Linked DNA regions of Homo sapiens: region 2 is linked to region 1. The links are chromatin contacts, found by Hi-C or POLR2A ChIA-PET in ENCODE. All regions are on one chromosome and are shown on one strand. The core of a region is the stretch at or near the end of the contact, and the rest is flanking DNA. Distances in the headings are between cores, read along the strand shown. Region 1 has its middle 35 kb from the start of GATA5. Region 2 holds the start of MIR1-1HG (MIR1-1 host gene).

Region 1 (5,932 bases), core at 98-2,597:
GGCCCCAAGTGACACCACCCCCATGCTCACCAGAGCCTCCTCTGGCCAAAGGGCCCTTGCCCCGATTCCCGGCTCCCGTCCTTCCTATCCCAAGAGTCCTACTGCCTTCCTTGGCCGTGGACCTGGACCTGGTCTGACAAGAGAAACGTCAAGAGCCTCTTGATGTGCAGAAGACCCCGGGCAGGACACACTGGCAGACACGCAAGCAGACACGCGGGCAGGACACACAAGGAGACAGGGAGCCACTCCCCATGATGACGATGTCCTGGCCTGTCCACGGCGGCCACCATGGCTCCGGGATGCTCAAAGTGAGCAAAGAAATCAACGTTTGTTGTCTGAGGCCACGCGGACGTGGGGCGGGTGTATCTGTTGCTGAAGTGTAGCCCGGCCTGTCCTGACTGATATGCCGCCCTACACCTTCTTCTGGAACATTCTGCACATACTTGCTAAGCTGCTACTCTGTACCCAGCACTGCTCCAGGCACCGGAGTAACATCCATGAACGAGCCAGCCTCTGCCCCGGCAGAGCTCCTCGGGGGAGAAGCAAACGGCAAAGAAACCAGCGCGAGTGCAAAGTGCAGCTGAGGAGGAGGACAACGGGAAGGAAGTGGGGGCAGAGAGTGCTCCAGGCGGGGCCTGCAGACCAGGAGGGTGGGGAGACCCTCTGAGCAGGTACCAGGACCTTCCCTGCAGCGTCGCAGGCAGCCGGCAGACAGGCACCTCGGACTGGGGCCTCTTTACCTCTTAGTTCAAGGATCCCTTTGAGGATCTGACGAAAGCCAGCTCTCTCCCAAAATCCCCCATGAGTTCAGCCCCGGGGTACTTTGCAGGCAACCTGAGGGGGATCATGGCTCTGAGTTAACCCCCAGCTCAATGGTGCCAGGACACTGCCCCAAGACAAGCCCCCCTCACTCCCTGCGAGTGAAGCCTGGGGCTTCACGCTCCTGCTCCAGCCACCACCACCCTGTGCCCCCAATCACCGGGGAACCCAGGCCCAAGTTCTCTTCCCAAGCCATCCTCTGAGCACTAGGCATGACTTCAGAGTTATATTAAGGAGCAGCAGGGGGTGGGTGGGGAGGGCTGTCTGTCCCCAGAGAAGACCAGCGAGAAGCAGTTGTCAGAGGAGCTGGATTTATCCCTCCCGGTCAGCTAATGGGCTTCGGTTACAGTCCTCAGCAGCCTGGACAGGAGCAGACAGGCTGCGTGTGAGCCCTGCCATCCATGCCGAGCAGCTGCAGGGATTGATCGAGGAGAGTGGTTTTCCTGTAGAAATGCATTTACCATACTCAGGTTAAAAATAGCCACGGAGCCACAGCACTGAGGTGCAGCCGCTGGAGAGCAGCCTCGGCTCACTCTGCTCGGGCACAGGGAGGGCCACAGAGGATACTTCCGAGACAGGCCTCGGCCGGGCTCCATGCTCGGCTCCGGGCACCCTCCACCCTCACCCAGACCTGGAGCTGGGCAGGAAACCAGCACAGGCACTAATGCGGGGCTCTACGGCTGCACCTGCCACCTGCCCATGTGCAAAGGGCTTAACCACCACGGCCTTTTGGGGGACCATGGCACCAGGGACTCGGTAGCGGCTACTGCCCAGGCTTCACAGACAGGCCACTCCACTACCATGAGAGCCACCGCCCCAAGCCCTGCCTCTCTGTCCTCTCCAAGGTCGCGGCAAGCCTGGCCTGGACCAAGGCATCCCGGCTCTCCAGCCATGCTGAGTGTCCTCTGGCCATTTTCCTGCTGCACCCAGGACTGGTTGGCCTGCCCATGGGCAGTGGGAAGAGGTGGCATTTTGGGGAAGTCTGTGCTGGCCCCATCAGCACAGGGAGGAGCTGGATAGCTCGTCATGGCTATTTAAAGCCAGGAATGGACAGGTGCAAGGCGTGGGGTGGGGATCTGAGCCAGGCTGGAGGAGGGGCTGCCATGGGAGGCTTTACACCCTGGGGCAGAAGGCACCCCAGAGGATCCCGGACACCCCTGCACTGGGGCCAGGGTGGTCCCACCGCATGCTGCAGTGGGAGGGTGAAGCCTCAGCGCCAGGCAGTAGGGAGGTGCCTGGCTAAGTGGGGGATGGGCTGGGGCGTGGCAGAGCCAGGACAGCCTGACCCTCACAGAAAGCTGAGTCAGACTGCAGCCTGCTGGCCTGGGCCGGCCTGGGGGCCCAGAGGCCATTTACAGGGTCCCTGAAAAGGCCAGAAAACACTTGCTCCCTGACATGGGAAATTCCATCTGCGAGGCCAAGCCTTTCATGCTGTACCTTTCCAAGACATCTTCATCAGCATCAGGGCCCCTGCCAGAGGTGGGCCTGGCCCTTCCTGGGTCAGGTTGTGGTTACTTCACCCATCTCAGCCTCGGTTTCCTCATCTTTAAAATGGGGGCATGGCAGCACCCAGCCTGCCTTTGTCAGGTGTTGGTGGCATCAAAGGGCCCTGGACAGACAGGCATGCTGGCACACAAGTGTGAACAGAGGCTGTATCTCCCCCAGGAGGGGTGGAGGTCAGGAGGGCGAGAGGGCATCGGGAAGAGCGAACAGAGAGGCTTACGGGGGACAGCTTTGCTCGGGCACCGTGGGCCTCTTCCCTGCCTTCCTGCCCCAACTCAGGCCCTGGGGCAGCAGGGGGAGCTAAGGGTTCTGCCTTGCCCCTCTGGCACACCCAGCCCGGACTCCCACCTGGGCCTGACCTTCCTCACCATCAGGGCAGGTGAGAGGACCCACAAGAGGGGATATTCCTAGGGAACGTGCTGAGTTCTGGGAGTAGTTAATCAGCAGAAGGATGGAGGAGTGGAGGGGTAGAGGATGGAAGGGTGGAGGGAGGGAAGGATGGAGGGGTAGAGGATGGAAGTGTGGAGGGATGGAGAGGTGGAGGATGGAGGGGTGGAGGGATGGAGGGGTGGAGGGGTGGAGGGTGGAGGGATGGAAGGGCGGAGGGGTGGATGGGTGGAGGGGTGGAGGGTGGAGGGATGGAGAGGTGGAGGGTGGAGGGATGGAGAGGTGGAGGGATGGAGAGGTGGAGGGATGGAGAGGTAGAGGGATGGAGGGGTAAGGGGTGGAGGTGTGGAAGGTGGAGGGGTAGAGAGGTGGATGATGGAGGGATGGAGGGGTGGAGGGGTGGAGAGGTGGGGGTGGAGGTGTGGAAGGTGGAGGGGTGGAGAGGTGGAGGATGGAGGGTGGAGGGGTGGAGGATGGAGGGGTGGAGGGGTGCAGGGATGGAGGGTGGAGGGGTGGAGGGGCAGAGGATGGAGGGGTGGAGGATGGAGGGTTGGAGAGGTGGAGGATGGAGGGGTGGAGAGTGGTGGGATGGAGGGGTGAAGGGATGGAGACTGGAGGGGTGGAGGGTGGAGGGGTGGAGGATGGAGGGGTGAAGGGTGGTGGGATGGAGGGGTGAAGGTATGGAGGCTGGAAGGGTGGAGGGTGGAGGGGTGGAGGATGGAGGGGTGGAGGAGATGGAGGATGTAAGGGTGAAGGGATGCAGGATGGAAGAGGGACGGGTGGAGGGATGGAGGATGGAGGGGTGGAGGGGTGAAGGATGGAGGGGTGGAGGGGTGGATGACGGAGGGGTGGAGGGGTGGAGGATGGAGGGGTGGAGGGGTGGATGACGGAGGGGTGGAGGGGTGGAGGATGGAGGGGTGAAGGGGTGGAGGGTGGAGGGGTGGAGGATGCAAGGGTGGAGAGGATGGAAGATGGAAGGGTGGAGGGTGGGCGTGGAGGGCGAAGGGATGGAGGATGGAAGGGTGCGGGGTGGAGCAGTGGAGGATGGAGGGGTGGAGGGGTGGACAGGTGGATTGTGGAGGGGTGGAGGATGGAGGGGTGGAGGGGTGTAGGATGGAGGGGTGGAGGGTGGAGGGATAGAGGGTGGAGATGGAGGGGTGGAGGAGTGGAGGGGTGGAGGATAGAAGGGTGAAGGAATGGAGGGGTGGATGGGTGGAGGTGTGGAGGATGGAGGGGTGGAGGGGTGGAGGGGTGGAAGATGGAAGGGTGGAGGTGTGGAGGATGGAGGGGTGGAGGGGTAGAGGGGTGGAGGATGGAGGGGTGGAGGGGTGGAGGGGTGGAGGGATGGAGGGTGGAGGGGTGGAGGGGTGGAGGTGTGGAGGGGTGGAGGATGGAGGGGTGGAGGGATGGTGGCTGGAGGGGTGGAGGGTGGAGGGATGGTGGCTGGAGGGGTGGAGGATGGAGGGGTGGAGGGGTGGAGGGTGGAGGGGTGAAGGGGTGAGGGTGGAGGGGTGGAGAGGTGAGGAGTGGAGGGTGGAGGGGTGGAGGGTGAAAGGTGGAGGGGTAAAGGGGTGAGGGTGGAGTCGTGGTGGGGTGGAGAGGTGAGGAGTGGAGGGTGGAAGGTGGAGGAGTAGAGGGATGGAGGGGTAGAGGGGTAGAGGATGGAGGGGTGAAGGGGTGAGGGTGGAGGGGTGCAGAGGTAAGGGGTGGAGGGTGGAGGGTGGAGGGTTGGAGGGGTGGAGGGTGGAAGGTGGAGGGGTAAAGCGGTGAGGGTGGAGGAGTGTTGGGGTGGAGGGTTGAGGGGTGGAGGGTGGAGGGGTGGAGGGATGGAGGGGTGAAAGGGTGAGGGTGGAGGGGTGGAGAGGTGAGGAGTGGAGGGTGGAGGGTGAAGGGGTGGAGGAGTAGAGAGGATGGGTTTTTGAAGACAAAATCAAGCTGTCAATCACAGCCAGCAAGGCTGTAAACACAAGGTGTAGAGCAGAACCACCTTGGATGAAACAAAGTGTCACCCATGGGTCACCCCACAGGCTCCGGGGTGCTGAGCAGATGGATGGAGCTGCCTTTCCACAAGGTGGTGTGCAGTGTTGGCCATGGTCCGGGGCAGTGATAGGACTCCCGAAGTGCTGGCACAGGACACAGGCAGGTGGCTCTCAGCTCAGGCGAGCTTTGCCTATGCCGTGCACCTTGCCAGCCCCAGGCTGGTTAGCGCCACCCCTCACCCCTGTCTTGGATCAGCTCTGGACAGTAGTGCTGGGAGGAACCTACTTTGAGAATCCTGGGGTGCTTTCTCCCCCAGCTTGTCTCTACATGAGCCTGCTGCCTCGTCCCCCACCCCGCGCCCTGCCTTAGGGCCACCAGCTGGTCTGGCTGGGTCCCTGCATGTCCTGAGCGTACTGGACTCCAGGTACGTGGTTGGCCTGAGGCCCTCAGCTCCAGGGGGGTCTGCCCCCTGATGCAGGGGCAGGAATCCTGCCAGGTGACAGCCGGATGACAAGCTCGCACCCCGTCACACCAGCAACCCGTCATGAAATGTCCAGTGGGTGCTGCCCCCAGGCCAGCAGATGCACACAGAGCCCTCTCCCCTGCTGGGGCCCGTTCTTCCCCCTCCTGCAGGTCCAACCCCACCCACCCCCTCTGCTGGGGCGGACCTGCTCCAGGGGTTCCCCTGCCTTCAGGAGCAGATGCTGGCCCTCGACTCCCTCCTCCACCTGCAGGGCTGGGGTACTCCAGGCAGGGCCAGCACACGGTCGGACGGGCTCCTCCAGCGTCTGCCAGCGACTGACCCTGTGGCAGGGAGCGGCGGCTGGAAAGTGCCCCCACCTCACTGGGCTCCGCCAGGGCCCCTGGGGCAGGGAGCAGCTCTGTGACCAGCTCCCTGGACGCCTCCTGGAACCAAACACACTTCCATCATGGGTCGGTCCAGGAACACCTTTGCGCTGTGGGAACACAGGCGGTGTTGAGTCGGGGCCCTGCTGCAAAGCTGTTGTCTGGCCGCTCTCGCCCCACTTCTGAGCTAATTGAAGGCCGGGACAAGGCTAGGGAGCCGAAGGCCCTCTGGCCACACCGCATCACAGGCAGGGGGTTGCTGAGCGTCCCCATCATTCATCGCAGGGACAGTGGCCAGGGCTGCCACCCAAAGACTGGCCCTGCCAGGATGTGTGCCCAGCCTGTCCCCAGAAACCACTCACTCAGGTAGGGCCCCACTCAGCAGCCCCCATGCCCC
Region 2 (5,910 bases), core at 560-3,059, 38 kb before region 1:
GCAAATGGCAGACAGAAGCAGAAGCTGATGTCCCATTTCCACGTAGCTGCTGTGATTTATCATTTTCACGTAGCCAAGGATACAAAAAGGGCACCCGACACCGCAGCCTGAGCTTCAACTTCGGGGGCACCTGGGTTCCGCCGCTCATCTGTGCCCTCCCAAGACCTCCGCAATAACCGTCCCCGGAGTCCAGGGAAAAGGCCTCCTCAACGTCCCCAGCTCCCTGGCACATGAGCTCTCAGAGCCTGGGACACTCCCGCAGCCTGGCTCAAGCCCCCACGACCTGTGAGGCATTCATCTGGACGGGGTCTGGGGGTCAAGGGGAAAGCTGGGAGTCCCAAAGGGCAGGAGAGTCACCCCAGACCCAGCCAGAGTCCACAGGACTTCTGCCCACTCACAAATGAATTGTAGTCACTTTTCAAAAAGTTTCCCGTCTGCATAGAAAAAGAGCACCCAGCCGCCTCCAAGCAGACCCCACCGTGAGCCGAGCTGGCTCCTGTGCCCGGGGCCTCCTCCGGGGCTCTTCAGCGGTGAATACCGCCCGGCCCCCGGCATCAGCGCCGCGGGAGGCCACGCGGGAAGTCAAGCTCCCCAGCAGGGACCTGCACAGACGCCGACCACCAGGGCTGCTCTCCCCGAAGCCCCCCTAGTCTCCGCCCACATGTGCCCCCCGCCCCCCACCTCGCCGCCCTGCCCCTGTAAACGCCTCCTGACCCTGACGTGGCTGGGAGAGCTGCAGAAGTGCCGAGTCCCGGCCGGGGGCAGCCTCGCCGCCGCTCAGCTCGGGAATCCCTGCCCCCCACCAGCACCTCAGTGGGGGATACTGCAAGTTCAAGGTAAGTTTAGCCCCACGCCCGGCTGCCGGGGCTTTGTTGCGGAGCGGCAGGTGAATCGCGCCCCCAGCCCAGCCCCGAAGCCCCCATGCCATCCACTGCCCGCGTGGGGGGCCGCTGCTTTCTTGCAAAATGCCCGCAAGTCAAAGTTCCTGCCTCCCAGCTGGACGCGCCCTCCAGGCCCTGCCGGCTGCTGGCTCTGCAGTTTTCCAAATGTGGATGATGCCGCGAGCCAAGAGAAAACTCCACGGCACCCCCGCCGGAGCCGCACGGCGCCGGCACCCGCAGCACCCACCTCGCTGGCAGGCACACCCCCCACCGCGGTGCCCGGCAAGTTTGCAGGGGCCGTCCCGGCGGCCCAGCGGTGGTGATGGGCTGAGCAGGACTCACCGCGGAGCCCAGGGCACCCCTGGGGCCGGGCTGGTGACAGCGGCAGCGGCGGCGGGCGCAGGGTCGCGGCTCCCTAGGAGATGCTGCAGCGGCGGCAGCACCAGCCACCTCCTCCGGGAGCCAATCGCGAATGCAGGGGTGGGGGCCGAAGCTCGATGCGTCCGCACTTGGTGGGGGCAGAGAGAGAAAGAAGACACCAGGCACCCCCTCTCCACACCCCTGCCCTTCCCCCAGCCCTCCTGCAGCAGCGCAGACTTAGCAGGAGGGAGATCTTGAGAGAGAGAGAGAGAGAGAGAGAGAGAGAGAGAGAGAGAGAAGGCGCTGGTGCAGAGTTAGGGAGAGGCGGCCGAGCTGCACACCTTGAGCCCCGGCCTCCTCCGAAGGGAACCCCTGCACCCCAGCGGGGTCAGCACAAGGTAGAGAAGGTAGAGGTCAGGGTGGAACAAAAGGGAAGGTCCCGCGGGTGTGCACGCTCTCGCAGGCACACAGCCGGCTCGCGGAGACACAGGGGCGGGGGAGGGGAGGGGAGGGGAGGGGAGGGCCTGACCTGAGAGGCCAGAGCGGGCGTGGGGGCCCCCCTCGGGTCAGGAGCCGGCCTCACCTTTGCAGTTCTTATATACCCGGCCAAGCATCCCAAACACGCGGCCCTGGCCAAGTGGCCCCCTCGGGCTGCGCTCCCTGACCATATTTAGTCAAGCAGGGGAAAAAATAGCCTGTCAGCTGGGCCGCGGCTGGCCCGGCCACCGGGAACAGGGTGGGAGCACCCACGCCATTGACGGCGGGTCCCGGGCTCAGGCTGCTGTCCTGCCCCTCCCGGCCCCTCCCTGACAGGCCTCCCACCGGCTGTCCCTGCCCGAGATCCCCCCGCTATTTTTAGCCCAGCCAGTACAGAGGCGCCTCCTCAGTAGCCGGGCAGCAGCCTCCATGCCATGCCAGCCGGCTCCTAGGGTGCCCTGGGGAGACCCGGGCATCTCCCAGGCTGCAGGGCCGGGGGTGGGGGGGGCGGGCAGAATGGTACGGCCTCCTTCGCTGCTCTGAGCCTCCAGTGGGCTGAGCCCACCCAGGCCACCAGGAGTGGGTGGCCCCCTCCACAGTCCCATCGGCTCTGCCCTTTTGCCTAGAATTGGGGCCAGGATCAGGTGGTGACAGAGCCACCTGGGTTTCCGGAGACTCTCAAGCCAACCCCAAGTCATGACAAATGCCAGTCGCCTTGGACAGAGGCAAGGTCAACCTGCTTGCCGCCCCCAGCCAGGCCCTGCCACCAAGGGTGTGTGATGGGGAGACCCCAATCCCGGGTGCTGGACGGGCTCAGGAGCTCCCCCTTCCGGGATTTCACGCCCGAATTATGTAACAGACGAGGGCCTGGGACGGGGCCTGACGGGGATCTGTCCTTGCAGGGCCTGGACGCAGAGACCAGAGGCCTGAACTGGCAGACTGTCCTCACAGGCTGTGTGACGCTGGCTGGTCGTCCCATCTCTCTGGGGCCCCACAGGACTGGGGACCAGGTCGTGGAATGACAGTGGACCACAGTGGTCCGGGGACCCCGCTCGTTGGTGGCAGGCACAGGCCCGTGTGATGGGGACAATGAGCTTTGGTATTTGTGAGTCCTGTCCAGAGCATAGGTCCTCCTGTTCAGAAGCCACCTCATAAATGTCCCCAGTGCCTCCCGGACTTAGGAAGGCATCCCCTTGTGGTTCTGGCCAGTTAGGGACACAGGGCCGGGGAGTCTATGCCGCTCAGAACAGGCTCAGCTGCATCTAATCCCAGGGGAGCCCCTGAGGAGCCTGCACACCCCCCAGGCTGGCCCACAGGAGCTGAGGCAGGGCTCTCCTCCAGGTTCACCTCCTGGGCTCACGGCCCCTTCCCCACATCCCAAGGCCGGCTCTGCAGAGTCATGGGGAGAAGCCGGAGCCCCAGCCACACTCGCCACACACGCCGACACCCACTCTGGTGTCCTCCGGCCAGCGACAGCGAGGGACAGAGGGACGCCCCCTGCACCTGCCCAGTGCAGAGGCTTCTTGAGTGATGCCAGGCCCTTCTCCCAGCCCTGTACGCCCCGCTAAAGACCCCATGTCTCACCATAAAGGAGGCCAGGAGGTTTTAAGCTTCTACCTGGTCTGAGCACTTTTCTGGAAACTAAATAGCCACTCGGCTTCCCACTGGCAGCGGGAGAGCGTGGTGTGAGGTGTGGTGTCCAAACTCCCCCTGCAAGGCCCCTCCCCTGCAGCCCACTTCCTCCTGCCTGCCGTCTCCAGGCAGGGTTGAGGGGGGCAGGCCAGGCCTGCAGCTGGGGTCAGGGGCATAGACAGCCACAATGGGGGAGGTGGGGAGCAGTCTGCAGGCCTGGGCAGGCGGCTCTGTAAAGGATGCGGGTGCTTTGTGGTGGTGAGAGAGAGGGTATGCAGCAGACGTGGCCATAAATCACCCTCCTCACGGCAGCCCCACACCCACGGACCAGGGCACGGGCACAGGGCCATCTCCTTCCAGGAGAAGGGCTGGTGTGGGTGGCCAGATCTGACAGCCCCCAGGCCGTAGGACAGAGCCAGAAGACAGAGCAGTTCCCCCGTTTACCCATAGCACCAGCCTCACAGTAACAGCCGGCACACAGCACTTAGGCTGCCTGGTGTTCCAGAAGCTTCTGCAGGGGCTCTATGCTGCACTCAAGGCATCCCTAAGAGGAGAGCATTTTGCTGTCCCCACTTTACGGAGAAGGAACGTGGGCTCAGGGTGGGTGCCTCACTCTCCCAAGGTCCCATACCAAGCACTGATCGGAGCTGGGTGTGTTCTGGCCCCCACCATGTCCACGGCTGTCCTCGCCAGGGCAGTAAAGTCAGAGCCCATAGCCCTCGCCCCTGACGGCCCAGGGCCGTGCTGCCCGTGGCCCACTCCACCATGATTTGAAAGGGAGACCGCAGTGGGTAGGAGAGACGGGAGGGAGGGGAGAGGGGAGAGAAGGGGGAGACGGGGTAGAGGGGGCAGAAGGGGAAGAGAGGGGAGAAGGGCCTAGGCCCCCGAGACTTTCCCCTTGGTGTCTGCAGGTGGTTTAAGGCGTGAATGAATGAAGGAGCAAGCAGTAAGCCCCGACAGCAAGGCCACCACAGCCCTCGCCCCACAGGGACGCCTGAGCAAGGACCCAAGCAGGGGACAAGCAGGCTCACCCCGCCCTTGCGGGGCTGACCACGAGGCCCCGTCCGGTGGAACACGCCATGACGGTGAGTGCTCTGCCCTGTCTCACACGGCTCCCACTGGCCACGGTGGCTGCCAAGCTCTCAGAAACGGGGCTGGTGCCCCTGCAGACCTGGATTTTTTAGTCAGTGCAGCTTTGATTTGTTTCAGCTTCAGGAGGCTCATGTAGCTGGCGCCGTATGGGACAGCGGGGGAGAGAGAAAATGCACAGCCCAGGGAATGTGGAGACAGGCCCAGCGCCAGGCATGGGGGCCGGAAGGAGCAGCCGGGGAGCAGGGGGCAGGGCCTGGAGTCCCGCCTTGCAGGTCAGAGGTCAGAGGTCAGGGAAGGCCTGGGTGGGGGTGAATGAACAGGCCCCCCAGTGATGTCAGAGGGGCAGGCGGGGAAGGGTCCCGGAAGAGCACCCCGGGGAGTGTGTACAGGAAGGCAGGAGCCCGGAGGCGGGAAGGGGGGCCTGGTGTGTCCAGCGGGCAGCAGGAGGCCAGCATGGCTGCCACTGGGGCAGTGGCAGTGGATGGGTGGCCTGGGGCTGGGCTTCGGGCAGGGTCAGACCACGTCAGGCCTTGTAGGCCAGTGCCAGGGCTGCAGGTGTCCTGCTGAGGGGCACAGGCCTGGGCAGGCTGGCACGGCTATAGCAGGGTCCTTATGGCTTATCTGCTGAGGGTGAGGGTGGAGGGCAGAGGCTGGAGCATCAGGGGCCCTGCCCAGCTGCGGTGCCCTGGGGAGGGCTGCCCAGCTCTGGCTGTGCCTTGAAAGTTTGCCCGAAAGATTCACTGTTGGAGCAGATGTGGTCACAAGAGCAAGGGGGGATGTCAGATGGCCTGGGCCCTGAGGAACAGAGTGCATCCCTAGGAGGGGGACGGCCCGTCACCAGGGAGCCTTCTGAGACCATTTTGTAGGTGGGGAAACTGAGGCTCAGGAGGAAAAGCCAGTTGCCCAGCACGCGAAGACCCAGAGCCTATCTTCCTGCCCCTACATCCTTGTCTGTCCCCAGATCTGAACCTGCCCCAGCCCCAGGACTCTGAGTGCAGCAAGAGGGGAGCCGGGCTGGAGAGTGGGGAGCACGGAGACTGTGGCCTGGATGGTGCCAGAGCAAACAGGAGAGAGGCTGCCCAACGCAGAGGCTGCAGCACAGACCAGAGGGTCCCGGGGCTGACTGGGTGGGGGCAGCTCCCAGCGAGAGGCCCCTGGGATTTGGGTAAGTAGAGGCACATGCAGACTCTGGCCACAGGGCACCTCGCGCACGAGGGGAGTTCACCACACAAGCTGAGCGGAGGGCGGACGCAGGAGAGCAGCGGTTTCTCGGAAGCCAAGGGCGGTCATGGAGCCCCACGCCACAGCGCTTCCCACGGGGCCACACCATCCGGTCTGCGGAGGGGGCTGCATTGCCGGGAAGGACCATCTGATTCTGGATTCCAGCCTCACCCTGGGCCACCGCTGAGTGTCCCAAGTGGCCCCTTAGCCCCCAGGGCCAGGCGGCATCCCAATCCCCTAGGGATGT

What was found. A loop is a pair of places that touch in the nucleus more often than their neighbours do. ChIA-PET counts read pairs that join two places held with the same protein, here RNA polymerase II (POLR2A). Pooled maps may share reads with other maps.
Region 2: a pooled map of gastrocnemius medialis shows a loop between it and region 1 (4-fold over the local background). The contact joins the promoter of MIR1-1HG here to the enhancer-like site in region 1. A Hi-C loop is called at or near these places in 9 of 168 maps with a recorded cell type or tissue (Right ventricle myocardium inferior, Right ventricle myocardium superior, gastrocnemius medialis and 5 more), 1 of 37 single-sample maps with no recorded cell type and 10 of 50 pooled maps. POLR2A ChIA-PET finds 5 or more read pairs at or near these places in 1 of 52 experiments (Panc1).

The regions. Positions count from the first base shown.
Region 1 is chr20:62,507,687-62,513,618 of GRCh38, reverse strand. No RefSeq gene overlaps it. Among named protein-coding and RNA genes, the nearest start is that of GATA5, 35 kb to the right of the region's middle. RefSeq lists an enhancer at 1,365-2,174. Within about 2 kb of position 1,347, at least 4 of the 41 ENCODE cell types and tissues checked have a DNase peak (open chromatin) inside an H3K27ac peak, as active enhancers do; they include gastrocnemius medialis and psoas muscle, where a contact is called at or near this core.
Region 2 is chr20:62,546,352-62,552,261 of GRCh38, reverse strand. It overlaps MIR1-1HG (MIR1-1 host gene), which reads right to left and starts at 1,809. Exons shown (of 4, transcript NR_171007.1): 1 at 1,224-1,809. CRMA (cardiomyocyte maturation associated lncRNA) reads left to right here and starts at 701. Exons shown (of 7, transcript NR_033263.1): 1 at 701-836; 2 at 3,801-3,950; 3 at 4,262-4,435; 4 at 4,560-4,714; 5 at 5,404-5,910. RefSeq lists an enhancer at 847-1,722.